2 separate regions of the Homo sapiens genome follow, and region 2 is linked to region 1. Evidence: chromatin loops called from intact Hi-C (ENCODE). Cell type or tissue: HepG2. All regions are shown on one strand. Links, peaks and the distances in the headings refer to the core of each region. The heading gives the core; the rest is flanking DNA.

Region 1 (15,932 bases), core at 4,298-12,297:
CCTTTCTCTCTCTGAACATTGGTTTTATTATTATTCACAAACAGGGAGACAATATATATCTCATTGATATCTTATGGTGACTACATTAAATGATATGTAAGAGCTGATTATTATCAGTTCTGAGTTGAGCCTTGGATAGTTATTGTGATAATGTGCCAAATCCCACAAGAGGCACACCCTCCATCCAACCCCACCTCCTCTAGTTGCTCACGGAGAGGTCAAGTTAGACCACACGGCTCTTGCAAACTGACCAAATCCAAATCAACAAGGAACCTATGAGCTCAGCCCTTTGCAGAAAGAGTTGAGCCTGAGAAAGAATTTGGACACATATTACTAATGAGATGGGAATTGGATGTGTCTCAAGTCTCCATCAAGGCACCACGTTGTGTCCCAAGTCCAATCTTTAGTAAGATATAGGAGGAATAGAATTTGGTGTACAGAAAACAGAAACCTACTCAATTATGTTGTGACTTGGCTGAGGTTACTGTTGTGTTGTCATAACAGAAGAGTGATTGGCTGGCTGGTGGGTGGAGGTGTCTCCATGGAGGTTAGAGAAAGAGGAGACAAAAACAAAAGAATATGTTAATGTTCCTCTGACACTCTTCAAAGAGAGGGGCCACTGAGTCTATGGATCAACCTGCTCCACAGAGACAGAAGTCTCCTAAAAGCTAATTCATCCAGCTACCCTAGCTTTAAGAAAATGTTCCAGAATGCCATCCAAGCCATTTTGCCTTACTTTTCCATTCTTCAAACACCCCTGTGCTCTCAAGTCTGACATCTGAGCAGACTCACCCTAGGACAGGGCAGCTTGGATGAATAACAGGTGTGGGTAATTCAACTTTGTTTCTGGAGAATGGAAATTAGTTTCCCTGTGCCTGACCAATTCTAGATGAGGTGATAATTAAGTTTCTGGTCTCACCAAGTTGAATTCAGACCTTGAACTTATGGTGATCTCCCTCTGAGGCCTACTCCCTGCCTGTAGTCATCTATTGGTAAAAACACTTGATTAATTTGTTTGAACCCCTCTGGATCAGAAGTTCTTACTCAGTTCTGAATTCTTCCCGGTTCTCTCCTTCTTGCTACACACACACACACACACACACACACACACATACACATCCAGGATGGAGAAGATGTGGCTTAGAAGCAGCAAGTGTAGTACAGTCTAGGGATTTGGGAGGACAGTGAGCTCAATATGTGTCAGTTATGAGGTAGGGTGGCAAAAACCTAATGCTATCTTTAACAGTAATCATAAAAATGCAGTGTTCAGAACCAGGGAGGTGACAATCCTGCTCTACTTAGCATTGGCCAGATCACAAATAGAATACTTTCCCTTCTAGGCAACACACTCCGAGAAGAACACTGACAAAGTGAGACAGCCCCCGCCCCCACATTTCCCTACAGATGGCTGTGTGTTCAAACCTCCCTCTGGAGCAGCCCTAGCCTCCAGAGTCATCACAGCCCAACCCTGTTTGTCACCCAGTCTTGAGCCATATCAGGAGCCATGAATTCTAAATAATTGAGGATCTTATGTTCTCATGCCTCTCTAGCTTTGGGAGCTTAAAATAACTAGTCAATTCAAGTAAAGGCCATTCTGTTTTGTTATAAAGCATTGTAAGTAGCAACCCGCAGTCCAAACCCTTTTTGGCCTTAGAAAGGCTTTCCTGGGTTCCAAGCCTAGGTGGGGATCTCATAGTCAATCATGAAAAGGGTGGAAACATTGGGGTACAAAATAGATTAACTGGACCACTTCCCCAAATTCTGTGGATCTGTCCTTATATAATTATTTCAAGCAGTTCTTGCTCAGTATTGTGATATTTTTCATGGTGAATGATGTCTCTCCAGTGAATCAATTGGAATGTGATAGATCACACTCTGAGACCACACTTTATTCTCCATTCTATTAATACATTTCTTGAGGTTGAAGGTGGTTTCTGAAGAATTCTGAGGTGGTGAGTTTTCTTGAGCATAGTGTTACTGTCTTCTTGAAAGAGTAGGTACAAAAAGTCTGAGGTGCTGTCTGTATCATCCTCTCTTCTGATACGGCCTGTTGATGTGGTTCATGTTATTTTCACTCTTGTTTATGTTGTTGCTTTTGTTCTTCTGGACCTTGATATTCTTTCCATTGCTCTGGTTTTGATGTTGCTAATGTTTCTTTTGCTGCTCTTGCCGGGGTTGATAGTGCTCTAATGGAGTGCACAGTCCCACTAGATTTCCCCAAGTCATAGCTTTCCATGTTTCTTTAGAAGACACTTGGCCTATCCATCACGTTTCTTGTGGTTTTCCTAGAGCAATTGTGGCACTGGGATTACAAGCCATTGGGGATACAGAGGATAGTCTCTACCTCTGCATTTTTGGCCAGAGATTAATATTGAAGTGTTTGGCCAGTGTTTTTATAGCTTACTCCATTTCATAAAAGATTATCTTTCAAGCAGATTGTGATCCCAAAGCTAATATTCCTTAGGGAAGGAGTATCAGAGATGAGACCCTTTCTTATTGGCTATGGCCCTTTGAATAAGAGCATCTGCTACTCACCCTTTCTCTAGTCCAGTATACCCAACGATCCAGCGGCCCGGCTACCTCAAGCTTTTTGTTCAAGGTACTTTTCTTTCACAACACTTATAACTATTTGTAATAGTGTATTTATATGTGTGATTGTTTAATCAATGTTCATCTTGCCGACTTGGCTGATTATCAGTTTCAACGGGAAAGGAACTATCTCTCTTTTGCTCAACATTGTATCCTCAGGAGTTTGGCAGGTACCAGGCATTCAACAAATATATGAATAAAATGGATGCCAAGTAAAGCCCACTTTCCTAATAACATTCAGAATGTTAACACAAGCTAACACTGTGCATATTTACTTAGTGGCATTTCATTTATAAACATCTAATGTGATTAAAAAACAACAAGGTAGAAAAGTGGGCGAAAAGGATAACCAAAGTGGAAAAATGGGCAAAGGATTTGAACAGGCAGTTTGCAGAAGGAGAAATACAAATATTTGTTAAGGATCTGAAAAGATGCCCAATTTTGCTAATAGTCAGAGAAATGCAAATTGAAAAAATAAAATGCTCTTTCTGATTAGCAAAAAATTTAAATAGTTTTAAGTTTGGCAAAGGCATGGAAAATAGGTAATCTGAAACACTGCTGATGAAAGTATAAATTGGAACAATCATTCTGGAGACACTTTTTCAAGATATACTAAATTTTAAAATGTGCATCCAAATGATATGACTTGCTTCAGGGTAATCCAATGTATTCCAGGGGGAGTGTAAATAGAGTATAAATGAAACAAGATTGGCCGTGTATTGATAATTGTTGAATCTAATTTTTAGTATGTATGTGGGTTCATTATAAAATTTTGTACTTTTAAAACATGTATTTGAAAATTTCCACATTTATTACAAAAAATGTATTTCATTTTTATATTATCAGTTGAAACAGTATTCTGAATATGTTGGTCTAAATCAAATACATCTTTAAAGATTTTTTAAAGCAATATAATAAAAAATATACATCCTATGACCTACTAATTTTTCTCCTTGCTGTCTATACTAAAGGAACATTCTCACACATATGCACAAGGAGTCATGACAAAAATATTTACTCCAATGCTATTTGTAATAGTGAAAAATTGGATATGACTTAAATCTACATCAATAGTGACATGATTGAATAAACAATGATGTATCTATACTACACAATACTATGCATTGGTTAAATAGAATGAGATATATCTAGATATTCATGTTATTGAATAAAAAAGCAAGTTTCAGATTAATATGTACAGTATGATACCATTTATACAGAAGATAAACACCATACCTACCACCCAAAATAATGTCATACATCTCCTATGAATACATGTATGTGTATGGAAATCTTTAGAGAACCACATATAAGAATACATGACAGATAATAATAGTGGTTATTTCTCATAAGTGGGGAGGGGACCAGGATTGAGGTAGGGGTATGACAGGTGATCAAAAGTGACATTAATCTTATCTGTAAGTTTTGTATATTTCAAATTTTACAAGGATAATGTATTATTTGAGTACCTAAAAGTGACTTTTAAAATATCCAAAAATAAAAATATTAAATAACCTGGAAAGATGTTTATATTAAATTGCTAAGTGAAAAGAAATAGCTTACAAAACAGCATGATCATATTATAAGAATAAATATACACATTTCAAGAGTAAAAAACTTGGTAGAAAAATTTTCTAAAAAAGAATAAATATACACACAGAAAAATGTCTGAAGGAATGTACACCAAAATGTTTGCAGGTTTATCTTTGGGTCGTGATGGTGGTAGAATTGTAGATAATTTTATTTTTAAAATTTACTTACCTGCATTTTTGCATTTTTCTATAATAAATATGTAATGTCTTTATAATAAAAATAATAAGTTTAAACAGTATGATAGTCACTGAGTTTGCCTAAATAAGGAAATAGCACTCCCCACCCCTACCCTCCCTTAACACACACACACAAAGTGAAGCAGAGGAAAATCCTAGATGGCTAGATGGAAATCTCTGCTCTGGGTAGAAGGGCCTTTGTCTCTGTGCTACTCAAAGTTCTGGTCAGCAAACACTGAACAGCTTATTCTGTCAGGTCCTGTACAGAGCATGGGGACTGGAGTGGGAGTGGCAGAACTACATCCAAATCCCTGCCCTAAAGTTGAACTTGTGCTTGAGGCTCCTTCAGTGTACTTCCCACTGCAATCACCTTACCCAGACACCCATTCCCTCTCTCCTCAGCCCCCACTGTTAACAGAACATACAAATACAGAAAAATAATTTCCAACACATCCATTACAGGTTCTAAATTCCTTCTGAAAAGCAACAAAGAAGCTCTGAGTCTTCTAAATAGCTACTTCTAACTTTCAGTGAGCTACTCTAACCTATTCCTTCTCTTTCAGCTCCCTGTTTCCTAGCCCCAGGAATAATCCTATTTTCTTTATCCACTCTTGGTATTTTTCTACCCTTACTCCCAGGCAAACGTACACACACAAACCTTTCTTTTTTAAAAAATACTTATATTTTCCCTTGCTATTACAGAATTAAAACTTGCTGGGAGCAGAAAACTTTGAAAGGATAGGGAGCAAAATATATGTAAAGAAAAACAATCCATCATAATCCTATAACCCAGAGGCAATCACAGTTAATATTTTTGATGCTTTTCTTTCTAGACCTTTTTTTGAGTGTGCGTGTGTATTTTGTTTCATCCTAATTGAGATCTTACTTTTCATACTATTTTGTGTTCTCCTTTATTCACTTAACACCATAAAATTGACGTTTCCCCATGTTGCTAAATATTCTTTGAAGCCATGGCTTTTAATGGCTGCATAATATCTCTTACCACACTTATTTAGTTATACCACACTTATTTAGCCACTCATCAGAACATTTTAATGTGATCCATTAAAATATCTATCATCTATCTATCATTTATCTGTCTAGATAATTCTTAAATAATTTCCTTTATAAAGAGTCTTTAAATAAGTTAAATTACACCTTCCTATCTATCCTTCTCTTTATCTCTCCTTCTCTAAAGCACTTAATAAAAAACAAACAAACAAACAAACAAAAAACCCCTCAGGCCCTTTTGCTAGTTTAATGATTCCACTAAAAGTCCTCTTCCAACCTTAGTTCTAATTTATAATAAGGCACCAGCTTAGTCTGCAACTGTTTAGAAGGAGATGAGCTTAGAATTCTTACCCTTCCATACTAAGAGAATTCAACTCTTCTGCTTTGGAGAACTCCCATTAAAGATTGACCCTGGTGAGACCTGTTGCCATGGAAAGTGTCCTGACATGTAACAGTGCTTTTGCATGCAAGTCATAAAAATTATCTAATTCTGTAAGTGGGAATTCATTCTCAGGGATGGTGTGAGGGTTTTTTATAAAAAGGATTTTTAATATTGCCCAGTGCAGTGCTTGGCATGTAGTAAACACTTAATATTGTAGTTCAATCTGCTGATAACATTCTGGTAAGCTTGAGATGATTAACTGATAAGGCAAATAATTATTTAATTGAGCCAGTGTTTGTTACACAAGCCAAAGTCTACCCTGTGGACTGGGACCATTTATTCCAGATTCAGATAATGTGACCTATTGTCAAACCCGTATTTATTTACATTTGGAAAATAGATTCATTTGAAATATGTGCCTAGATATTGCACTAAAGGTATGTGAGTGTCACCAAAGAAGTGTCTCTGCTCTTGAAACAGTGAAAATAGAATTGAAAAGATATTTATCCCTGAATAAAAAGAGACAATGAAAAGGCATTCGAGTATTCCGTGCTAACCATGATAAAAATGTAGGTGTTTTGGAGTATTAAGAAAAGGCTTTGTGGAGAACTTTGAATTAAACCTCCAAATCGCTGCACAGGTGAGGGTGGGGTGGGGGTTGCGGCTTAAGCAAAGATATAAGGAATGGAATAAACCTAGTTCCCTAGGGTAACTGACTGGGGCAAGATGTAAGGAGTGAAAGGCCCTGAATGCTGAAATTAAAAGCAAGACAAAATGAATGGCACCTTAGTATACTGGCTCTAAAATCAGACTGTCTGGGTTCAGATCTGCCACTTACAAACCATATGATGCTGTGCAAGCAATTTAACCTTTTTGGGCCTCAGTTTCCTCATCTGTTAAAAAGGATAATAATGCTACACACCTAACTCATAGTGTTTTGTGAAGATTTAAAGGAAAATTATATATATAAATAAATATGTGTGTGTGTATATATATATATATATATATATAAAATTGAGGTTCATCCCCTGTCATCAGACAAAGAGAAAGTCAGTTATCAAAGAAAAGCAGCTAATGGCAGAAGAAGCTGCAAGGACTGTTTTATCTGGTAAGAAAAACTACATTAATTATTTGGTATATTTCCAGTTCCTGAATCCATAAGCATAAATGTTGTTCAACTTGCCATGCATTTCCGAGGGTTCTCTTTATTCCCGAATAACCCTATTTTGTAGAGTAAGAATGACCTTTGACTGGGTGCAGTGGCTTATGCCTATAATCCCAGCACTTTGGGAGGCTGAGGCGGGAAGATCACTTGAGGTCAAGAGTTTGAGTCCAGCCTGGCTAATATGGCGAAACCTTGTCTCTACTGAAAATACAAAAATTAGCCAGGCATGGTGGTGCATGCCTGTAGTCCCAGCTACTTGGGAGCCAGAGGCAGGAGAATTGCTTAAACCCAGGAGGCAGAGGTTGCAATGAGCCCAGATCGCACCACTGCACTTCAACCTAGGTGAGGGAATGAGACTCTGTCTGGAAAAAAAAAAAAAAAAAAAAAAAAAAAAAGAGGACCTTTATTGAAAATTTGGCTCAGAATGGAAACATGTCACACTGACCAGAACAATGGCTCAGTGTGACTCCTCTAGCTCTCAGGACCCTGAGTCTGGAGAAATTGTGCAGGAAATGGAAATTAACCATGAAGTATGCTAATGAAAGTGTTGTTAATGAGCCTTCACTAAGCTTGTGGCTTTAGTGCTTCTTTAAGTACACTTCCTAACAGGAACTGGTAGCAAAAGCACTGAACTTGGAATCCTACTCTGCCTCCTTCCCCTAGTTGGGGGCAAGTTCATCTCTGAACCTTTGTTTCTTCTTCTGAAAAATGAGGACCTGATTTCACCTCCTTACTTCTCTCCTAGGGTTGCCGAAGAACCCAACGCTCGTGAGAAGTCTTTGTTCAAGGGAAGCCTTATACATGTGAGGAAGTAAAGTTAGGAGGCTGATAATTATTAATACATGCACCCAAATAAGATGTGGGGAAAGAAGGAGCACTATTTGGAAGTATTATGAGAATACCTGTGTGATTTGAGGCCAATGTATTGTGACCTGCATGTTTTTCATGGAACAGCAACCATCCCTGAAAATATTCTGGAGGTCAGTGGATAAATATACTTTGATAAACAAACATTTGCTTCCTACCCAATCTCTAGGCCTGTAAGTAAAGAGGAAGGCAGAGCAAACAGGACATAGTCTGCATGTTGATTTGTTTGAGGCTGGTCCAGATGTCTGGAATCTATCCCATTATTTTTCAGTTAATTTCTCCACCTTTCTCCCCCTCCTCATTTTTATCATCCGAAGGCCTAGAAGGCAGGAGACCAGGGTTTCATTCCCATTTGGTCTTGGACTCATATTATACCCCTGGACAGGCTTAAAAATAGTTTATTTTGTTATTTTTTGGCCTGCTTGACAAATAAACTAAACAACTTAGTATGTGGGGGTATGGTAATAGCCTAGAAAATGTATTTACTTATAAGCTTCAGAAATTGTGTAAAAAGAGAGAATGAGGCTAAAGTCCAGAATACTCTGCCTGGCACACAAAGGCTGCCACAATCTGGCTCCAGGCCCCACTCCCCCAACTCCTTCATCCCCTTACTCTTTATCTGAAAATGTCTTATTATTTCCCCATACCTATACCTTAGTGCTGACTGGTTCCTTGTCCTGAAATAATCTTCCCTTCTCCCTCTTCTATAACAGGTAAATTACCCTATATCCTTGATGATCCAGCACATCCAACATGACTCTATCAACAATATAATCACATTGGGTTATAATTATTTTTGTCTCTCTGTCATAAGAGACTGGGAGTTCCCTCAAAGACAGTATCTATTTATTTCTATGTCTTAACACTATTCCTACCACAGAATTGTCAACTGGCATTTATGGAAGGGAGGGTGAATGAAAAGGGAGAGATGGAATGAGGGAGAACAGAAAGGAAGAAGGGAGGAAAGTGAATTGGATAAAAACCAGAATTCCAAGTTCAGATATATGGTTTGAATTCTAATCCAGTCACTTTGTAGTTAAGATGCTTTGTAGCTGAATGTGTAGAGCAAATTAACTTCACATTTCTAAGCCTCAGTTTCCTTATCTGTAACACTGGGCTAATTCTCTCTAGGCCTGTCTGCTTCACTCACTCCACTGCATGGAATAAGGGAGGGAGAAATAAGAGAAGGTAGAGATGAAAGAGAAAACAAAGAGACAGAAAAGAAAACTGCAATCTCTGAGAAAGGGAAAAGTTTAAGGTTGGGGTAAGTGTACCTCCGGTTGTAGGAAACAAAAACCACTAGAGGGCAATGTTAACGCAGGGAAATTTTCCCTAGTAACAAAGGGAACAACCCACAACTGGATGGGCCAGGTCACACAGGAGCCAGTCCTGATGGAGCTCAGTCAGAACTGTGAATCCCCTGTTAGGTTTGGTATGTCGCACCCCAGATGACTGACATATATAAGAGCCACAGCTGCCTAGTATTCACAAATGGTAAGAGTGAGTCATTATTTGTTAGAATAAGGCTGCTTGAGATTGTTAGCGTCTATCACTAAGTTACAATGTGTTTGAGTTCTCATAAACATGCTGGAATGCCACACTTCTTCCTCCTCACAGCAGGGTCTAGAGTCTGTCTTCTTGCCTGTCAGGCTGTCTTGCATCACTACACAAACTCTAAGACCCTCCCGGGCACCATGTTTTTACTCCTTTCCATCAAGCACACATTGGATTACAGTGTTTACCTGCTCAGAAGCCACCTGGTGCTCTTCATTGCCTCCTAAAGAAAATTCAAAACTTTCAGCCTGGTTCTAAAGGTTTATTATAATCTGGTACCAACAAACTTTACCAGTGTCCCTCTTTGCCCTTTCATCAACCTCCGTGGAGCAGCCAGGCTGGACTGTTCCCTAGTCTCTGAACATATCCTCTGCATAGTTCTATTGACTTGACTTGGCTCCGTCCATTGGAATCTTCCATGAGATGAAACCTTAATTATCTTTAATGACATTGTCACACAACATTATTCCCATAGAAGCTTTCCTAATTCTACTAGTCACAAATTATCAGATGCTTGAGACTCGTCTGTGCTTTATCTATGCCTTTCACTTATGGCATTGATCACATTCTACCTTATGTTAGATTTGTTTAATTTATTTACTTATTTATTCTTTTGCTTAACATATATTGGTTGTATATTTTATATCAGTTCCCATGTGAAGGACTCATAAAAGATTAAGGCTTAATTCTGGCTCTCCAGGATCTAAGTGTCAAACTAGAGAATGACAGATATATAACACCACATTAGTTTTGCGCATGTTACGTGATAACAAAGGCACATCAAAGGATTGAGGAAGCTAGATTGGAGCCATACTGGAATGCCAAAAAAAAAAGAGATAGATAAGAAGACAGAGAGTGTATCTTCAGATAACTGCTCTATCAAATACTTAGCATGTCAATAAGTATTGACTCTATCCAGTAGAAAATGCGGCATTATAAGGGAGTTTTTAATTGGAGAGTGGGCCAAGGATTTGTGAATTGGGCCAAGGATTCCAGAGGAGATAAGAGGGGCAATTACAATACATGTCTATTTTCCCTACTAAATGTGAAGTTGCTTGGGAGCAAGAATTTTGTCTTACCAAATTATGCCCCCATGTCATCTGGAACAGGGCCTTTGTTATTGAAAGTTTATGCATTTGCGGAGTTTCCAGATTGGAAGAGACTTTAAGGATTATCTAGTCTTTGTTCTACAAATGAGAAAGGGAAACTATGAGAAATGAAGTGGGTTTTTTTCAGTCAACCAGTTTCTTTTTCTTCTTTTTAAAAAAATTATTATATTTTAAATTTCAGGAAACATGTGCAGAACGTGCAGGTTTGTTACATAGGTAAACGTGTGCCATGGTGGTTTGCTGTACCTATCAACTCATCACCTAAGTATTAAGCTCAGCATGCATTAGCTATTTATCCTGATGCCGTCTCTCCCCACCCTCCTGACAGGACCCCGTGTGTGTTGTTTCCCTCCCTGTGTCCATGTGTTTTCACTGTTCAGCTCCCACATATGAGTGAGAACATTCTGTGTTTGGTTTTCTGTTCCTGTGTTAGTTTGCTGAGGATGATGGCTTCCAGGTTGATCCATGTTACTGCAAAGGACATTATCTCATGTTTTGTTTTGTTTTGTTTTGTTTTGTTTTGTTTGGGCTGCATAGTATTCCATGGTATATATGTACCTCATTTTCTTTATCCAGGCTACCATTGATGGGCATTTGGGTTGATTTCATGTATTTGCTATTGTGAATAGTGCTGCAATAAACATATGTGAGCATGTATCATTAAAACAGAATGATTTCTGTTCCTTTGGGTATATACCCAGTAATGGGATTGTTGGGCCAAATGGTATTTCTGGTTTCAGATCCTTGAGGAATCACCACACTGTCTTCCACAATGGTTTAACTAATTTACATTCCCACCAATGGTGTAAAAACATTCCTATTTCTCCACAGCCTTGCCAGCATATGTTGTTTCTTGACTTTTTAATAATCGTGATTCTGACTGGTGTGAGATGGTATCTCATTGTGGTTTCGATTTGCAATTCTCTAATGATCAATGATGTTGAGATTTTTTTCATATGTTTTTTGGCCGCATAAATGTCTTCTTTTGAGAAGTGTCTGTTCATGTCCTTTGCCCACTTTTAATGGGGTTGTTTATTTTCTTCTAAATTTATTTAAGTTCCTTGTAAATTCTGGATATTAGACCTTTGTCAGATGGGCAGATTGCAAAAATTTTCTCCCATTCTGTAGGTTGCCTTCTCACTGTGATGATAGTTTATTTTGATGTGCAGAAGCTCTTTAGTTTAATTAGATCCCATTTGTCAATTTTGGCTTTTGTTGAAATTGCTTTTGGAGTTTTCGTCATGATGTCTTTGCCCATGCCTATGTCCTGAATGGTATTGCTTACATTTTTTTCTATGGTTTTGGGTTTTACATTTAAGTCTTTGATCCATCTTGAGTTAATTTTTGTGTAAGGTATAAGAAAGGGGTCCAGTTTCAGTTTTCCGCATATGGCTAGTCAGTTTTCCCAGCACCATTTATTAAATACGGAATCCTTTCCTGATTGCTTGTTTTTGTCAGGTTCATTGAAGATCAGATGGTTGTACATGTGTGGTCTTATTTCTGAGATCTCTATTCTGTTCCATTGGTCTATGTGTCTCTTTTGGTACCAGCACCATGATGTTTTGGTTACTGTAGCCTTGTCGTATAGTGTGAAGTCAGGTAGTGTGATGCCTCCAGCTTTGTTCTTTTTGTTTAGGATCGTCTTGGCTATAAGGGCACTTTTTTGGTTCCATATGAATTTTAAAGTAGATTTTTCTAATTCTGTGAAGAATGCCAATGGGAGTTTCATGGGAATAGCATTGAATCTATAAATTACTTTGGGCAGTATGGCCACTTTCACAATATTGATTTTTCCTATCCACGAGGGTGGAATGTTTTTCCATTTGTTTGTGTCCTCTCTTATTTCCTTGAGCAGTGGTTTGTATTTCATTAGGAGGTCCTTCACATCTCTTGTTAGCTGTCTTCGCTGGTATTGTATTCTTCTTGTAGCAATTGCAGTCACCCAGTTTCTATTGTAAGAACTAAGACCAGGTACTTAAAGTTCCATGTTCTTTTAACTCCTCTACATCTCATATCTCAAAACTGTCAACAGTCTTCATTGTGGCTGAGACTTCTAACAGTAGAGATCTGACATATGTCTCTGGCATGTTGGTTTGAAAAGGAACACTAAGGAAGATCCAGATCTCACTGTATACCTGAGGAGACTGAGACTCAAAGAGGAAAAGTGACTGGTCCATGATCATAGATCTGGAGCCAGACCTGGGCCTAAACTCATAAGATATTTGGTGAGAATTGAATACATTCTCTGTAATCAAGACATCATGCCTTGCATTAGCTAACAAGTGATTATTCTTCACTTTAGAGAATAAACAGGCCTCCATCTGACATCATTTGTTGTTTAATCTTCATCTCCAACATGTATGCTTTTGCATAAGTCTTTTCATAGCCTGGAACGTTTGTCTTAGCAACAAGAATAATAACCAATGAGCTTCTCTGAAACCTCTAAGCAATTTGTAACTACCCAGAGAAAAGTTTCTCCACTCCCTCCATTTGTCTCTTCCCCTTCTTCCCTACTGCTGTCAAAGGGTAAAAGAAAGAAGAAAATAAAACATATATAATAATTTCCAGACAGTGGTTTTCTTTGTGGAAGTTGAAAGGCCATCTTTCAGAAGCTCTGAGATCAGAGGGCATTGAGGCTGAGCTGGGCAGAGGAAAAGCAGCTGGGTACCAGAAACTACCAGGCCTCGATGTTAAGACATTGGTTTGGAGTAGAAATGGAGCTGTTTGGAAGAGCAGGGATAGAGACGATTGGGGCTGTGAAATACTATACAAGGGCTTGAACTGACAGATATGTTTTTGTTTTTTAAGCAAATCTAAGCCAAATTCTCATCACAGTTTAACAAGAGCACCAGAGACTGAGTTATTCTAGCCAAGATAAAAATTCCCTACGTTCCCTGAACCTGGATCCCATACAATTGTGAGCAAAATTTTTAAACAGGTTCTTCCTCATATGGAACTTTGGAAATCAGTTGTTCTTCCCCATTTTATAGGGAGAAAATTGAAGTTCAGAGTAGTGACAAGATGTACCCCAGTTCACTCGTTTGTTACAGAGAAGATAGGAACATTTGAGTTCTGATTCCAAATTGATTGCTCCTTCCATGACACCAAATGCTGTTCAACATTCTTGCTTATTCCCCAAGCCTTCTGGGAAAGGAAACACTTGTGAATCTGAAGATCCCTTATTCTAGCACATTTCTCCTGTTTCTCTCTTTCTTCTTCCAGAATTCCATGTTTATCTGGTGCAGGTGACCATCTTGGTGACTTCCTTGACTTCTCCCACAATAAACAAATGTAGACACACACACACACACACAAACACACACACACACACATAATTATATGTGTGGTGATCTGAAAGACAGTTTCTAGGGTCATTTTCAAAAACAAAATAAGATCTTATGGTCCCCGGATAAAATTCACGTCCTAAATCTGTTATTTCACTAGCACCATGGATAAGTATGCCTGAATCATACACCTCTTAGTGCTTGGGCCAAGGAAGTCAGAGAGAATGAAATGAGTATGATAGCAAATTAATGGAGTTTTTGGGATATCTTATCAAGGTCTTGAACCCAGACAGGTGAGCTTCCTTCTAACAGCAGGCTAAAAATTAGATAAGTTCTAAGAATGGACGTAGGGGTATGAAATCCCTACTGTTTATCCTGTGATGTCAGGCAAGTCATTTAGGCTCTCTGAACTTCAGTTTCCTCATGTATAAAATGGGGCAGATAAAGCCCTGTTGCATAGGGTTAGTTAAAAAAAAAAAGGACAAAATCCCAAGTAAGTGATAGACTCTCAATAAATGTTCATTTCCCTGTCATTCACCAATTTTTCTGACTGCACCTTTTATCTTTTACTGGTGCATTCCCTTTTTGAAAACGTAGGCACATCTCAAAGTTCTCTCCTTGGCCCCCATCTTTTCTCTAAACCTATTTCCTGGCCCTCCCATTATTCCTATTGTATTAGTTTTTACTTATTTTCAAAGGAGTCCCATGTCTCTTCCTTTAGCTTTGTATCACTCCAGAGTCTCTTCTCTATTTCCAAATATCTATTGGTTAACTGCATTTAGATAACTCACCAAAGACTAAAAAGTCAATAAAGACAATTTGTTTAAATGTGTATGCTCACTGAGAAATTATCAGTTCCTTAGATCCTATAACTTTTTTCTTTTTTATTTCTTCATTCTTTCTCCATCCAGTTCCTACCACAGTTCATGAAAGTTAATAGATGATCAATAAGTCTATGTTGAAGAAATGAATAAATGAGTGTTCAAATAAATAAATGAAAGGTGGATACTGTGTTGGCTAAGGATTTATATAAACAATGAAGGTCCTCGTTTAGTCTGAATTTTCCAAAGCAATCCTAATTTTATATGTTCTGTTTGTTTTTATTTCAGTTCAAGTGTTAGTCTCCATGTCAGATTCTGTGGCTAGGTAGATTTTCAATTAGGAAAATGCAGTTCCTATAACAATAGGCTAGGTGAGAGAAGATAAAAATCTGAACTACAACAGTGGTGGTGGAGTTGGATTGGGGGGATCATGATGAGACACACAGAGGTAAAATCATATATAACATCATCTTTGTATAGCAAGAAGAGCAGAGTTGTGTGAGAGGCAGCACACAATTTCTATTAGCATCTCACTGAGATAATATGAGCCTCTCTTTGAATCTGCTTTGTTGCCTGAGCCCTGTCTGGTACCCAGATGAGCTTCCATCTGAGTCTCCGTGTAGGTCTCAGTAAATAAGGACCAGCCTCTTGCCCCAACACTACACAGAGACATCTAAGCCCTTTCAGAATTTTTTGGCTTGAAGTTTGCTGGTTCTAGTAGGATGCGCGATGCATCCTTATTACTCTAACCTATCATAAGTGCTTGCCCAAAACCTAATCCAGCACCATTTAATTATTGTGGCAATCTGACCCTTCCTCTATTTCTCAAGTGTGTCTTTCCCTGGGAGACTGGACACTTCCAATTACCTCTCTTATGTCCTGCCTCTTCCTATCACCAGCTTCACTTATGCTTTGCTGCTCACCACTCCCTTGGCATGGTTTTCTTCATTCATTATCTCTTCCATTCATTTATCCATCCAAAAACCATTTCAATCCAAATTAGTTCATCAAACATTACCGACTATGAATGCATGCCAGGCCTTTCACTAGGCATCAAAGTTACAGAGATGACAGTCACTGAATACAAGGATCCCTCAGGTTAGTGGAGAAGGTATTTATCTATTGCCGCTTAACAAACCACCTCAAAACTAGAGAGATATAAAGCAACCATTTTATCATGCTCATGGTTTCTGTGGGCAAAGAATTGGAATAGGGTACAGTGGAGATGGCTTGTCTCTGTTTCACAGTGTCTTGAGAATTTGAAGGACTCTAAGACTGGAGGTAATTTAACAGCTGGACGATATCACTGTGGAGGAATTAACTTAAATGTTGGCTTGAACCTCAGCTGGATTTATACTCAGAAGCTGGCAGAACAGAAACA
Region 2 (15,932 bases), core at 4,523-12,522, 740 kb before region 1:
TTCTCCTGCCTCAGCCTCCTGAGTAGCTGGGATTACAGGAGATGGGGTTTTACCATGTTGGCCAGGCTGGTCTTGAACTCCTGACCTCAGGTGATCCACCCGCCTTGGGCTCCCAACTTGCTGGGATTACAGATGTGAGCCACTGTACCTGGCCAAGAAATATTTTTAAGTTAAAAATAATTTGAAACAAATGAAAATAGAAACACAACATACCAAATCCTACACAATTCAGCAAAAACAGCATTAAGAGGCAAATTTACAGTAATAAATCCCTACATAAAAAAGTAGAAAGACACAAACTTCATCTGACAAAGTTCTAATATCCAGAATCTATAAGAAACATAAGCAATTGAACAAGCAAAAACTAAATAACACTGTCAAAAAATGGGCAAAGACAGGAATGGACAATTCTCAAAAGAAGATATACAAGTAGCCATCAAACATATGAAAAAATGCTCCACATCACTAATCATCAGAGAAATGCAAATGAAAATCACAAAGAGATACCATCTCACATCAGTCAGAGGGGCTATTATTTAAAAGTAAAAAAAAAAAAGATGCTGGCGAGGCTGTGGTGAAAAGGAAACAATTACACACTGTTAGTTGGAATATGAATTAGTTCAGCCCTCGTGAAAAGCAGTTTGGAGATTTCTCAAAGAACTTAGAACTACCATTCAACCCAGCACTCCCATTACTGGGTATATATCCAAAAGAAAACAAATAATTTTACCAAAAAAACACATGCATTCTCATGTACATCACAGTACTATTCATGACAGAAAAGACACAGAATCACCCTAGGTGCTCATCAAAGGTGGACCATAAAAATAGATGAAATCATGTCCTTTGCTGCATCCAAAGCATGGATGAAGTTGGAGACCATTATCATAAGCAAATTAGCATAGAAACATAAAACCATGTTCTCACTTATAAGTGGGTGCTAAACGATGGATACTGATGAACGTAATGATGGCAACAATAAACAATGGAGACTACTGGAAGTGGGAGGGAGGGAGATGGGCAAGAGTTGAAAAACTAACTGTTGCGTACTATGCTCATTACCTGGGTGACTGGGCCATTCTTACTCCAAAACTCAGCACCACACAATACACCCAGGTACCAAACCTGCACATGTACTTCCTGAATCTAAAATAAAAGTTGAAAAAAAAAGTAGAAAGATTTAAAATAAGTAACATAAAAATTCACCTCAAAAACTAGGAAAGAAAAAACAAATCAAACCAAAAGATAATGGAGGAAAAGAAACAATTACAAACAGAGTAGAAATAAACAAAATTGAGGCTAAAAAATGCAAAAGATCAACAAAATGAAAAGCTGTGGTTTTTGAAAGCATAAACAAAATTAACAAACCATTAGCTAGACTAAGAAAAAAGAGGTAAGACCCAGATAAATAAAATCAGAAATGAAAAAGAAAACATCCCAACAGATATGAAAGAAATGCAAAGGATCATTAGAGTCTATTATGAACAACTATATACCAACAAATTAGAAAATGCATAAATTCTTGGATACATACAACTTACCAGTTAGAACAAAGAAAAGATATAAAACCTGAACAGTCCCATAATGATTAATGACATTTAATCATTAACAAAAGGTCTCCCAAGAAAGGAATGCCCAGGGACAGATTACTTAATTGTTGAATTCCACCAAACTTTTAAAGAAGAATGAATACCACTTCTTCTTAAACTGTTCCAAAGAATTGAAGGGGAAATACTTCTAAACTCATTCTATGAAACCAGCATAACCCTTATACCAGAACCAGATAGAACCCAACAACAACAACAAAAACTACAGACCAATATCTCAGATGAACATAGATGCAACAATCCTCAACAAAACACTAGCAAACCAAATCCAAGAGCACATCAAAAAGATAATACACCATGATCAAGTTGTATTTACCCAAGTGATGTAAAGGTAGTTCAATATATACAAATCAACAAACATGTTACATAACATCAACAGAATGAAGGATAAAAACCATATGATCACCTCAATAGATGAAGAAAAATAGATAAAATGCAACATTCCTTCATTATAAAAACTTCACAAATTAGTTGTAAAAGAAATATATCTCAACATAGTAAAGGCCACAAAGATTTTCTTCTAAGAACTGGAGGAAGACAAGGATGCCAACTTTTACTACTCTTATGAATCATCATATTGAAAGTCTTAGCCAGAGCAATTAAGCAAAATAAATAAATAAAGGTAATCCAATTGAAAAAGGAGGAAGTCAAATTGTCACTCATTGCAGATAGCATAATTTTATATATAGAAAACCTAAACACTACACCAAAAAACTCTTAAAACTGATAAACAAATTCAGTAAATTTGCAGAATAGAAAATCATCATACAGAAATCAGTATCAATTTTATACACCAAAAAGGAATTAACTGAAAAAGAAATCAGGAAAACAATTCAATGTATACTAGCTAGAAAAAAATTACCTAGGAATAAATTTAATTGAGGAGGTGAAAGGTCTCTACAAGACAAACTGTAAAATACTGATGAAAGAAATTGAAGGGTACGAAAAAAAATGAAAATATAGTCTATGTTCATGGACTTGAAGAAATAACATATTAAAATAACCATACTACCCAAAACAATCTACAGATTCAATGCAATCGCTATCAAACTACCAATAACATTCTTCACAGAAATAGAAGAAAAACATTTCTAAATTTCTTGAAACTACAAAAGACACTGAATAGCCTTAGAAATCCTGAACAAAAAACAAACAAACAAAAACAAAACAAAGGTGGAGGCATCGCATTACCAGGTATCAAAATATATTATAAAGCTATAGTAACTACAACAGCACAGCACTGTCATAAAAAAACCAGACATAGGCCAACAAAATAAAATACAGAACCCAGAAATAAACCCATGTAGTTACTACTAAATGACTTTCGAAAAAGGTGTCAAGAACCTTCATTAGGAAAAAGACAGTCTCTTCAATAAATGGTGCTGAAAAATTGGTTATCCACACATAGAAAAAATGAAACTAGACCTACCTTTTACCTTATAAAAAATCAATTCAAAAATCTTCAGGTCATTTGTCTGGGGATTTTTTTTTTTTTTTTTTTTTTGAGATGGAGTCTCACTCTGTCACCCGGGCTGGAGTGCAGAGGCACAATCTCAGCTCACTGCAACCTCCCTGGTTCAAGAGATTCTCCTACCTCAGCCTCCCTAGTAGCTGGGTTTACAGGCATGTACCATCACACCTAGCTAATTGTTTTTATTTTTTATTTTTTAGTAAAGACGGGATGTCACTGTATTGGCCAGGCTGGTCTCGATCTCCTGACGTCAAGTGATCCACCTGCCTCAGTCTCCCATAGTGCTGAGATTACAGGTATGAGCCACCGTGCCTGAATATTTTATAAATATGACCTCAAAGCACAGGCAACAAAAACAAGAATAGACAAATAGAATTCTATCAAACTATAAGTTTTCTTCACTACAAAGAAAACAATCATTAGAGTGGAGAAGAATGAAAGAAAATGTTTGCAAACTATTCATTCAACAAGGTAGTCATATCCAGAATATAGAAGGAACTCAAACAATTCCAAAGCAAATAATAATAATAATTCAATTTAAAATGGGCAAGTAATCTGAATGGACATTTCTCTAAAGAAGACATCCAAATGGACAACAAATATATGAAAAAAAAAAAAACCTCTTCAACATCATTAATCATCAGGGAAATGTATGTCAAAACCACAATGAGATATCTTATTTTTCCAGTCAGAATGCCTATTGTCAAAAATTCCAAAATTAACAATTCCTGGTGAGTATATGAGGAAAAGGGAACTTTTATATACTGTTCATGGGAATGTAAACTAGAACAGGAATTATAGGTAACAGTATGGCCATTCCTCAAAAAAACTAAAAATAGAAATAAAATATGATCCAGTCATCCCATTACTGGGTATATACCCAAAGTAAAGGAAATCAGTATATGAAGGAGATATTATGCCACCATGTTTACTGCAGTACTGTTCATAGAAGCCAAGGTATGGAATCAATGTAAGTATTCATCAACATGCATAGAGAAAAAAATGTGGTATATATACAGAATGGAATACTATTCAGCCATTTAAAAAGAATGAAATCCTCTCATTGGTGACCACATGGATGAGCCTGGAGGACATTACATTAAATGAAATAAGCCAGGGAGGGAAATACAAATAATACATGTTTTCTCTCATATGCAGAACCGAAAAAAGTTGATCTCATAGAAGTAAAGAGTAGAATAGTGGTTACTGGAAGCTGAAAGTGTAGTGAGAAGAGGGGATAGGAAGCAATTGATTAAAGGATACAAAATTTAACCTAGAAGTAGAAATAAATTCTAGTGTTCTATAGCACTGTAGGGTGTCTGTAGCCAAGAATAATTTATTACATATTTTTAAATGGCTAGAAGAGAGAATTTTGAAAGTTTTCAACCAAAATCAATGATAAATGCTTGAGGTGATGGGTATGTTAATTATCCTGATTTGATCACTATACATTGTATCTACTGAAAGGCACTATGTACCCCATTAATATGTATAATTTATGTCATTTAAAATATATAAAATATTATTTTAAAGAAAATGAGTAACAGTCATGATGAGACATTTTATTGAAGAGGATAAACAGATAAAAAGTGAATATATGAGCCAGATGCAGTGGCTCATGCCTGTAATTCCAGCACTTTGAGAGGCTGAGGTTGGAGGATCACTTGAGGACAGGAGTTCAAGACCAGCCTGGGCAAAAAAGAGAGACCCTATCTCTACATTTTTTAAAAAAAATTAACCAGGTGTGATGGCGTGCATCTGTAGAACTAGTTACTTAGGAGGCTGAAGTGGAAGGATTGCTTGTGCCCAGGTATTTGAGGCTGCAGTGAGCTATGATCATGTCAGTGCACTCCAACCTGGGTGACACAGCTAGACCCTGTCTCTATAAAATAAATAAATAAGTAAATAAATAAATAAATATTTTAAAATGCACACATAAAAATATGTTTAGCATAATTGGGCAATAGGTAAATGCAAATTAAAATTCTACTGTGATATCACTACACACCTAACAGTAAAGGTAAAGTAAAAACATAATGACAATACCAGATGCTGGTGAAGATACAAATTGAATCTTTCCCATATGGCTTGTGAGAATATAAAAAAATAAACCAACTCTGACTGGCAGTTAAACAAACTTAAAGAAAACCTATGCATATATTTACCAAATGACATAGCATTTGGACTCCTGAATATTTACCCCAGATAAATGAAACTTTATATCTACATAGAAAACTGTACATAAAGGTTCATATTAGCTACATTGGTAATAACCCCAAACTGGTTAAACAAACCGTGCTGCACACATAAATTATGGAGTACTATTCAGCAATAAGAGGGAATGAACTATAGTTACATAAGATAATTTTGATGAATCTACAGGGAATTATGCTAAGTAAAAAATGCCAATCCACTGAGGTAGAGGTTGTTCAATGGAGAAACCACCCGAAATAATCAAGTGATTAATGTGCCATCTGCTGACTGAAGTTGACTGTTCTATTATTTTGACCAAGCTACAGGAAACATAGTTGGAGATCATTTGCATAAAGGTGATGAGTACTGGATAAAAGGCATGGCATTGAAGTCACAAACCTGGGAGCTGCCCCCACATCTGAACTGTTGCCAAGTCTGGTCAGTCCTATCCTGCCACTTTGTTAGTAGAGGTACATGACATCTCTTGCCTGGGTTACTGCAACAACCTTTTATCTTGTTTTCCTGTCTCTGCTCTCAATTTTCCTTAACCAATCTCTACAAAGAAGCCAGAGTGACCTTTTTTACACACTAATAACTCAAAATACATTAGTGATTCCGCATTACCTTAAAGATAAAATTCAAACTCCTTGGATAGCGTATGAGGCCCTCATGGCCTTGTCCCATTCCACCTCTTCAACTTCATATCACACAGTTCCCCTATAACTTAGAGTTGGTAATCCCCTTCCTGCCCTCCTACTTGTCCCTCCAAATTGCCATTTGCATATACTGCTCTCTCAGCCTGAAGTGTCTTTTCTTCCAATTATGTATGTTTAATTAATCCTTTAAGTCTTAGTTCTTACACTTCCTTCCTTGATTACTACCATGAAGCAAGGAGTCTTACCAGACTATCTCCATCTGGAGGAAAAAAGAACTACAAAATATCCAAAAGACTTATTCTTTTCTACATGATTGCAGTGTTAAAGTACAATTAACTTGTATTTCTATAATTATTTGTATTATAGAGACAGCTGTACAAAATTGTTAGTATAGGAAGGATACTGTGGATATCAGAAGGTATGATGGTTACATAGTAATGTTAGTATTCCTTGTGTACACCTGTTAGTTTTGCAATCTGTTTTCTTAAGTATTTGTTTAAATTTTTGTGGGTACATAATAGGTGTTTGTATTTATGGGGCAATGTGATATTTTGATACAGGCATACAGTGTGAACTAAGCACATCATGGAGAATGGGGTTTCCATCCTCTCAAGCATTTATCTTTGCAATCTGTTTTGAATTATTATAGTTCTAACTCACTGTTATTTAGAGTGGAATTAGATGAGAGGATATTTATGAAATGAAAAAAGGCTGTTACATTGTAGTGAAGTAAACAGGCAAAGGGCTGTAGACTTTCATATTAAACCTAGGGCGTATAGAAATTTTTAACTTAGTGTTGTGTTTATAGGCATGTCTGTTTTTTTTTTTTTTACAAAAATAAATTTGGACGCTAAGAGCAAGCACTCTCCAATATGTACCAGCACAATTTTTTGGAGTGATGATGGATACTGCTCCTTTGTATATCATCAATTGACTTAATACCGGTGTGATTCAAGTGTAGATTAAAGCTTACAATGATACTGATGTGGTGTCTTATGTTACAGATGTTAAAATAACTGATAGCATTAGAAGACTCTTGACAAGAAAAAGAAAACATTACCGATGCCTTACTATAACACTATTTCTAATTTGTACAACACTTTGACAAAGCAGTTTCACTGAATCTCACTAAAACCTTATGGGCATTGTAATCTTCATTTTACAAACGAGAAAACTGAAGGTCAGAGAGGAGAGCATGGAACTAGTAGGGGATCACACAAACAAGAAGTTGAGCTGGGACCAGAATAAAATGCTTTTGACTCCCAGTTTAGTGGTCTTCTCATTACACTGCTTTACATCTGATATTGATAAGGATTTTCTAAAAGATAAAATTATTACTTTTTAAACAGCTGCTTGGCTTTTGATTTACCCATTAAGTTTACAAAATAGAAAACAATTATGCTACTGTCTTCCATATTATACTTAACCACATCTCTCTCAATTTTTAGAGAAGAGAGGCAAAACCATTAATAAATAAAATAAGTTATGATATATGATAATAATGAGCTTCAGACTCATTATTTGATCAGTGCTGTGACACACAAAGCTATATGTACATCTTTGACTCCACCTCTATCAATGCCTCATGATTATTCTTATAGAAGACTCTCACTTTAATAAGAAAAATCAAATAACATTACATATTTATTATTACTACATTAAAACCCAGAACTGTCTTATTAACTTTGCAGTGATTCTTATTATTAAAAATATGAAGATACAAGTCTGCATGTAAAAGGTTAAATTTTTCATGACCTGCAAATCTTTCTTATTAGAATATTTTCATTTCTAGCTATCCAGAGGAAATATATTATTACTTGATTGAAATTGACTGAAGCCTATCAGCAAACTCTAAATGGCAATTCAACAAATATTTCCTGAGTTCTTACTATAAATAAGGCATTGAGCTAGATTGTGAGGGATGTAATCTTTTATAAGAAATAAATCATGCTCTTGAGATGTTGACTTTTTTAAACACCTATTATTATCAAGTATACTTTACCAGGGTCCATGAGTTACTTATCTCAGTGCTCTTCTCCAGTCTCCTTTTAACTGAGTTTCTTGAATTTTAGTATATTCTCACTAAATGGCATTTTTTCTAGAAACCAATTCAACAAGGAATTGGAAAACTCATTCTTTTTATTCAGCTACCTAAAAATAGAGGATAATACACGCCTCCATAAACAACTTAAAAATAGTCAACATAGAAGTACAATATAATATGCCAGAATACAGGAAGACTTCCTAAAGGAGAAAAAGATTTTAAAGTAGGAAATAGACAGTCCTTATATGTGATCATATTCAGAAATATTTAAAAAAGAGACATACAATAAAAATTAAAAGTTGGGAATGTGAGAATTATCAAAGCTTGAATTCAAATCCAGACTTCCATCACTTACTATTTATGTGCCCTTGATAGATGCCCTTATTCCCTGTTTTAGTTTGCTCATGGTAACATTAAGGGTTGGGAGTCACGCTAATAGGAGTGAGCGTTAAAGCTAATAAAACAAAATCACTACCATTTATTAAGCATGTGAGAAACTCAGCCTGTAAGCCCTATAGTTACTGATTACCTATAATCCACAGAAGGGGGCAGTATAGCATAATAAATCAGATTGTGAGCTCCTGTTAGAGACTTGGCACTGAAGGATTACAAAGCCTTGAAATGGACCACTTGGGACATGACCAGTGAGCACCAGAAGGCAGCCATGAGGGACTGCTGAAGACTACATAACCCATTTTTTTTTTCTGGACTACTTAAACCTGGTTTAAGCCTGGCAGTTCTGTGTAATGTTAGAAAGCTGCAAGGAAAAAAAAAAAAAAAAAGACTGACTTTTGATTTCCCACCAATCTTGCCTGGGGAACTGAGACATTTACATACTACTTACCTGGTTTCAAACATTATTGTAAGTATTTTACATAAATAACTCATTTAATCTTCACATCAGCCTTACTATTGTTCTTCCATTTCACAAATGAGGAAACTGAGGCTTAGAGAGGTGAAGTCACTTGCCCAAAGTCACACAACTAGAAAGTGGTAATGCTGGAATTTGAACTCAGCAGAAAAACTAGATCTAGAGTCTGGCTTTTAGTCACAAAGCAAAACAACACAAATGTATGGGCTAAAAGAGTATGGCCTCTGGAATTAGACTGCCTGAGTTCCTATTGAAGCTCTGCTCTTTGCCAGCTGTGTGATGTTAGTCAAGTTACCTCATTTCTCTGTCCATCGGTTTTCTCACCTGTAAAATAGAGATAATAATAGTACATGCTTCAGAGAGATGCTGAAAAGAGTCAATGAGATAAACCTTATAAGTGTGCTAAGGGCTGTCTCTGACACACACTCTGCTAATAGATGTTGTCTATTCAAGTACATAAAGAGAGACGAAGAGCAAAACTTTGTGGAATTTCTTAATCAATGAAGTAAACAGACAACCTACAGAATAGAATAACATATTTGCAAATTAGGCATCCAACAAAAGACTAATATCCAGAATCTACAAGGAGCTCAAACAACTGAACAAGAAACAAACACAAATAACCAATTAAAAAGTGGGCAAAATACATGAACAGACATTTTTCAAAAGAAAGCACATAAGTGGCCAACATAAACATAGGAAAAATTTTATCCCATTCTGTAGGTTACCTGTTCACTCTGACGATAGTTTCTTTTGTTGTGCAGAAGCTCTTTAGTTTAATTAGATCCAATTTGTAAATTCTGGCTTTTGTTGCTATTGCTTTTGGTGTTTTAGTCATGAAGTCTTTGCCCATGCCTATGTCTTGAATGGGATGAACGCTTTTACACTGTTATCGGGAGTGTAAATTAATTCAACCATTGTGGAAGACAGTGTGGTGATTCCTCAAGTATCTAGAACCAGAAATAACATTTGACCCAGCAATTCCATTACTGGGTATATACTCAAAGGATTATAAATCATTCTACTATAAAGACACATGCACATGTATGTTTATTGCAACACTATTTACAATAGCAAAGACTTGGAACCAAGCCAAATGTCCATCAATGATAGACTGGATAAAGAAAATGTGGCACATACACACCATGCAATACTATGCAGCCATAAAAAAGGATGAGTCCATGTCCTTTGCAGGGACATGGATGAAACTGGAAACCATCATTCTCAGCAAACTAACACAGGAGCAGAAAACCAAACACCACATGTTCTCCCTCATAAGTGGGAGTTGAACAGTGAGAACACATGAAAACAGGGAGGGAAACATCACACACTGGAGCCTGTCGGGGTGGGGGAAGAGGAGGGAGAGCATTAGGACAAATACCTAATGCATGAGGGGCTTAAAACCTAGATGATGGGTTGATGGGTGCAGCAAACCACCATGGCACATGTATACCTGTGTAACAAACCTGCACATTCTGCACATGTATCCCAGAACTTAAAGTAAAATTAAAAAAGGAAAACATGCTCAACATCACTAATCATCAGAGAAGAGCAAATGAAAACAACGAGGTACCATCTTATGCCAGTCAGAATGTCTATTAAAAAGTCAGCACAGCTGTTATCTTCATTTTATAGATAAAGAAACTGAGTCTGAAACAGGTTAAGTGCATTGCCTAAGATGACATAGGAAGGATTTAGAGAGGTAAAGATGTGAAACCAGAAAGTCTGGCTCTACAGTTCTGCATTATTGTTATACTATGTTGTCCCTGGCCCGGAGCCCCAACCCCTAAGGCAAGGATTCACCAAATTCTTTGATGAAAGCTATGGACCTTCTCTCCCTACAAGTGCAGAGAAATTTACGTTTTTATTTTTATATACTATTTCAAGGAATTCACTTCCTGACCTTCACCACTGCTACAAACCCTTGTGTATTTCCGGTAGGAATCTCAGATGAAAACTCCTAGCTTTAAAGTTTAAATTCCACCATTCTTAAACTCTGACTCGGCCTCAAACCCTATCAAACCCTATCATTTAACAACCCAGCTCTAGAAAAAGTAGGGCGTGGTTGCGGCACTCATACTGCCCTCTATCGCCGCCTACTGGAATGTCCCTGGTAATGACAACAACATCGCCACACCTGTGGCTTAGAGACCTCTTCGCACTTTCAGGGCGTTTTCACAATAAGGTGCCATCATAGCTCAGGGGTATGAAGCCCCAACTACAGAGGGTGGGGAGTGGAGTCCGGCCTTAAGTCTGTGCCGCCAGTCGTTCCAGCAGAGTCCTTTCCGTCATGCTCTGCTGCACGACGTGTACGGGCGACACCGCCATTTTAGTTTTTTATCAGACTGTCTGCGTCACCAGGAACTATGGCCGCAGCCTTTGGAATTCAGCAGAGGTCGCTGGAGTACATCTTTTTCCTCCCTGACTGTGGTCCTAGGGAAATAATCATGAGCCGCATAAGGACGTTTGGATCAATGATGTCAATGATGGACCACATATATGATGATAGTCCCATAAGATTACCATGGAACTGGAGCTGAAAAATTTCTATAATCTAATTATATCTTTTTTTGTTTGTTTTTAAGAAAGAGTTTTGTTCTTGTCCCCCAGATTGGAGTGCAATGGCACGATCTCGGCTCACTGCAACCTCTGCCTCCCAGGTTCAAGCAATTCTCCTGCCTTAGCCTCCTGTGTAGCTGGGATTACAGGCGCCCGCTACCACGTCTGGCTAATTTTTTTGTGTGTATCTTTAGTAGAGATGGTTTTTCACCATGTTGGCCAGGCTGGTCTCGAACTCTTGACCTCAGGTGATTCGCCTGCCTCGGCCTCCCAAAGTGCTGGGATTACAGGCATGAGCCACCGCGTCTGGCTGCCTAATGATATCTTGATGATCCTGATCCAGTGTAGGGCTAGGCTAATGTGCATATTTCTGTCTCGGTTTTTAACAAAAAAGTTAAAAAGTGAAAAAAAAAAAAAGGAAAGAAAAATGAAAGAAAGAAAAAGATAATTTAAGAAATAGAAAAAAAGCTTATAAAAATAAGGATATAAAGAAAAAATTGTGTACAGCTATACAATATGCTTCCCTTTTAAGCTAAGTGTTCATTACAAATGAATCAAAAAGTTTTTAAAAAAGTAAAAAAAGTTACAGTAAGCTAAGGTAAATTTATTATTGAAGAAATAACTTTTTAAAAAAAATTTAGCCTAGCTCAAGTTTATAGTGTTTATGAAGTCAACAGTAGTGTAATGTCCCAGGCTCTCACATTTCACCCACCACTCACTGACTCACCTAGAATTGTGTCTAGTCCTGTAAGCACCACTCATTAGTAAATGCCCTATAGAAGTGTATCTTTTTTTATCATTCATACCATATTTTTACTGTACCTTTTCTACGTTTAGATACACAAATACTTACCATTGTGTTACAATTGCCTAGAGTATTCAGTACAATGACATGCTTTACAGGTTTGTAGCCTGGGAGCAATAGGCTATACCATGTAGCCTAGGTTATGACATCTAAGTTTGTATCATAGTACATGCTGTGATGTTAGTACAGTGACAAAATTACCTAACAGTGCACTTCTCAGAATGTATCTCTGTCGTTAAGCAAAGAATCACTGGAGAAATCACAACTTTCTAACCTGACCTACTTCCTTCGAAGACTGGATACACTGCTTTAGCATGCACATCTTACAATTCACCATTCCTTGACCTTCTAATGTTGTCTTTTTCATGTTGCCTTTTTCTTTTCTTTTTTTTTTTTTTTTTTAGCTGTAATGTTTGCAAAACTCTGGGGTTCTGAATGTAGAAAAACACAACCCCAGTTTAAGACGTCCTCTTCCGATCCCTCAGTTTCTTGCTGTTCATACTTGCCATCTCCATCTCTGTAGTCTTCCTGATTAACACCTTCCAGCTTCAGATCTGGAAGTAGTAATCCGAGCACTGGACTGGAAATCAGATCAGACCTGTTTCACATTTAAAGCTTTGCCTTTGTATTAGTTCTGTGACAAGTCACTTGACCTCTCTGTGGTCTCAGTTTATGAAATTGGAAGGAGATTGGTTAATATGGGAGGATCTCCATGAGCCTTTTCTGTTTTGGTCTGCTAGGATTCTAAAAGTATTCTCTGTTCTTAATACTGTACTTACAATAGAGTCCACCCCAACTTTATTTATTCATACCCAAATAAATACACAACAAATATTTCTTAAATGAGTGTTGCTTTCCCAGTGCCTTTCAATATGCCTGGCATATAATACGTGTCCAATGATATTGAATAATAAATGAATTTGCCTCGTGCCTGTAATCCCAGCACTTTTGGAGGCCAAGGCGGGCGGATCACAAGGTCAGGAGATCGAGACCATCCTGTGAATGGAGAAACCCGGTCTCTACTAAAAATACAAAAAATTAGCCGGGCGCTGTGGCAGGCGCCTGTAGTCCCAGCTACTCAGGAGGCTGAGGCAGGAGAATGGTGTGAACCCAGGAGGTGGAGCTTGCAGTGAGCCGAGATTGCGCCACTGCACTCCAGCCTGGGCGACAGAGCGAGACTCCATCTCAAAAAAAAAAAAAAAAAAAGTTTAAGACCAGCCTGGTCAACATGGTGAAACCCTGTCTTTACTAAATATACAAAAAATCAGCCGGGCGTGGTGGCGGGTGCCTGTACTTGGGAGGCTGAGGCAGGAGAATCACTTGAACCCAGGAGGCAGATGTTGCAGTGAGCCGAGATTGTACCATTTCGCTCCAGCCTGGGCAACAAGAGTGAAACTTCGTCTCAAAAAAAGAAAAAAAAAAACAAAAAAAAACGATTTTGCAAAACCTCATCAATTTCCCCAACATCTCTTGCTTCATTTTCTTCCTTCTTCAGTATTTAGTCAGGCACTATTCATCTCTACCTGGATTATTGGGAAGCCCCTTAATTAGTTTCCCATGCCTAGTCTTTCTTTCACTAAGATAATTTTCCTTAAAACACAATTCTGTAATACTATTTTTTGTTCCAAAATTCTACAGAACTCTCTATTGCTTATGGGATCAAGTCTTAACTGACCCACCAGGCAATCAAGACTCCTCTTCAACCTGACCCCTAATTAGCCTAATTCTCCAGGTAAACACAATTACTTCCTATTCCTCAACCCATGTCTTACTTGCTTCACTCCATGTCCAACAAGCCCAGGAGAGAGATAATAAGGACCTGAGTGAGCCTAGCTGGGGCAATGGGGAGGACAAGGGGATGGATTTCAATAAATTTACACAGAAAATGTACCTACCTTTTCTGTCTCCTTCGCTTTGCAGTAACTGCCAAACTTTTTCAAAGAATCCTTCCCCTCATTCCGGGAACAATACTAGTAAATAATTATTAGGTGCTTCTTGTGTGCAAAATATTGTACTAAGTGCTTTGTATGTATTAATGCATTTAATCTTCACAATAGCCTTTGGGGTAGGTACTCTTAGTGTCCTCTCTTTACATATAAGACAGGCAGATTTAAGATTAAGTAACTTGTTTAATGTCAAATAACCAGTAAAAATAGCAGAGCTAAGACTCCACCCAGGTACACTGTCCCTAGTTTAAATTACTACGGTACTTTACTAGATCCCTTTCTTGGCTGCCATGACACTGCTTATTTCTGATTCTCTATTTCTTTTTGTGAAACATCATAGCCCCTTTCTTTATTGTCTTTGCCATCCCCAATATAGAAATCCCACAAAGTTGTTTCTTTTTAATGTATGTACATTGTTTTTTTTTAAATTATTTTTTACCGTTTTCTTTTTAAAAGCTTTTTTGTAGATTTAGGGGGCACAAGTGCATTTTGTTACATGGGTATATTGAGAAATGGTAGAGTATGGGCTTTTAGTGTGTCCATCACTTGAAAGGCTGCATGGCTTACATTGTACCCAACAGATAATTTCTCATCCCTCACCCGTCTCCCACCCTCCCACTTTTTGGAGTCTCCACTGTCTATTATTCCACTCTCTGTGCCCATGTGTACACAATATTTAGCTCCCACTTATAAGTGAGAACATGTGGTATTTGACTTTCTCTTTCAGAGTTATTTTATTTAAGATAATGGCCTCCAGTCTCATCCATGTTGTTGCAAAAGACATGATTTTATTCTTTTTCATGGCTGAGTAGTATTCCATGGCATATAAATACCATACATTCTTTATTCAATCTTCTGTTGATGGACACTTAGGTTGATTCCATGTCTTTACTATTTAATAGTGCTGCAATAGACATGCAAGTGCAGGTATCTTTTTAATGCAATGATGTATTTTCTTTTTGGAAGATACCAAGTAATGGGATTGCTGAGTAATAGGTAGTTGTATATTTAGTACTTTGAGAAATTTCCATAATGTTTTTTGTTCAGGTTTTGCGAATTTACATTTCCACCAGTGTATAAGCATTCCTTTTTCTCTGCATCCTTGCCAATATCTGTCGTTTTTTTGACTTTTTAATAGCCATTCTGACTGGCATAAGATGGTACCTCATTGTTGTTCTCATTTGCTTTTCTCTAATGATTAGTGATGTTGAGCATGTTTTCCTTTTTTATTTTGCTTTAAGTTCTGGGATACATGTGCAGAATGTGCAGGTTTGTTACACAGGTATACATGTGCCATGGTGGTTTGCTGCACCCATCAACCCATCATCTAGGTTTTAAGCCCCTCATGCATTAGGTATTTGTCCTAATGCTCTCCCTCCCCTTGCCCCCCACAACTGACAGGCTCCAGTATGTGATGTTTCCCCTCCCTGTTTCCATGTATTCTCACTGTTCAACTCCCACTTATGAGGGAGAACATGTGGTGTTTGGTTTTCCCTTCCTGTGTTAGTTTGCTGAGAATGATGGTTTCCAGTTTCATCCATGTCCCTGCAAAGGACATGAACTCATTCCTTTGTATGGCTGCATGGTATTCCACGTACCACATTTTCTTTATCCAGCCTATCATTGATGGGCATTTGGGTTGGTTCCAAGTCTTTGCTATTGTGAATAGTGCTGCAATAAACATACATGTGCATGTGTCTTTATAGTAGAATGATTTATAATCCTTTGGGTATATACCAGTAATGGGATTGCTGGGTCAAATGTTATTTCTGGTTCTAGA

The links. Hi-C counts contacts between places; a loop is a spot of excess contacts. Peaks named below come from ENCODE experiments on the same cell type or tissue, not always from the same donor. Only the 100,000 strongest peaks of a DNase experiment are listed, where the experiment ranks them.
Region 2: it touches region 1 in a loop (15-fold over the local background); 4 of 110 quality-filtered maps call a loop at or near these places.

What each region holds. Positions count from the first base shown.
Region 1 is chrX:65,979,595-65,995,526 of GRCh38, reverse strand. No RefSeq gene overlaps it. Among named protein-coding and RNA genes, the nearest start is that of MIR223HG, 28 kb to the left of the region's middle. RefSeq lists an enhancer at 546-605. In HepG2, for the core only: a CTCF peak has its summit at 9,095 (motif pointing right); no DNase peak of the experiment used is centred there.
Region 2 is chrX:66,724,195-66,740,126 of GRCh38, reverse strand. No RefSeq gene overlaps it. Among named protein-coding and RNA genes, the nearest start is that of EDA2R, 93 kb to the right of the region's middle. In HepG2, for the core only: CTCF peaks have their summits at 8,534 (motif pointing right) and 10,951; no DNase peak of the experiment used is centred there.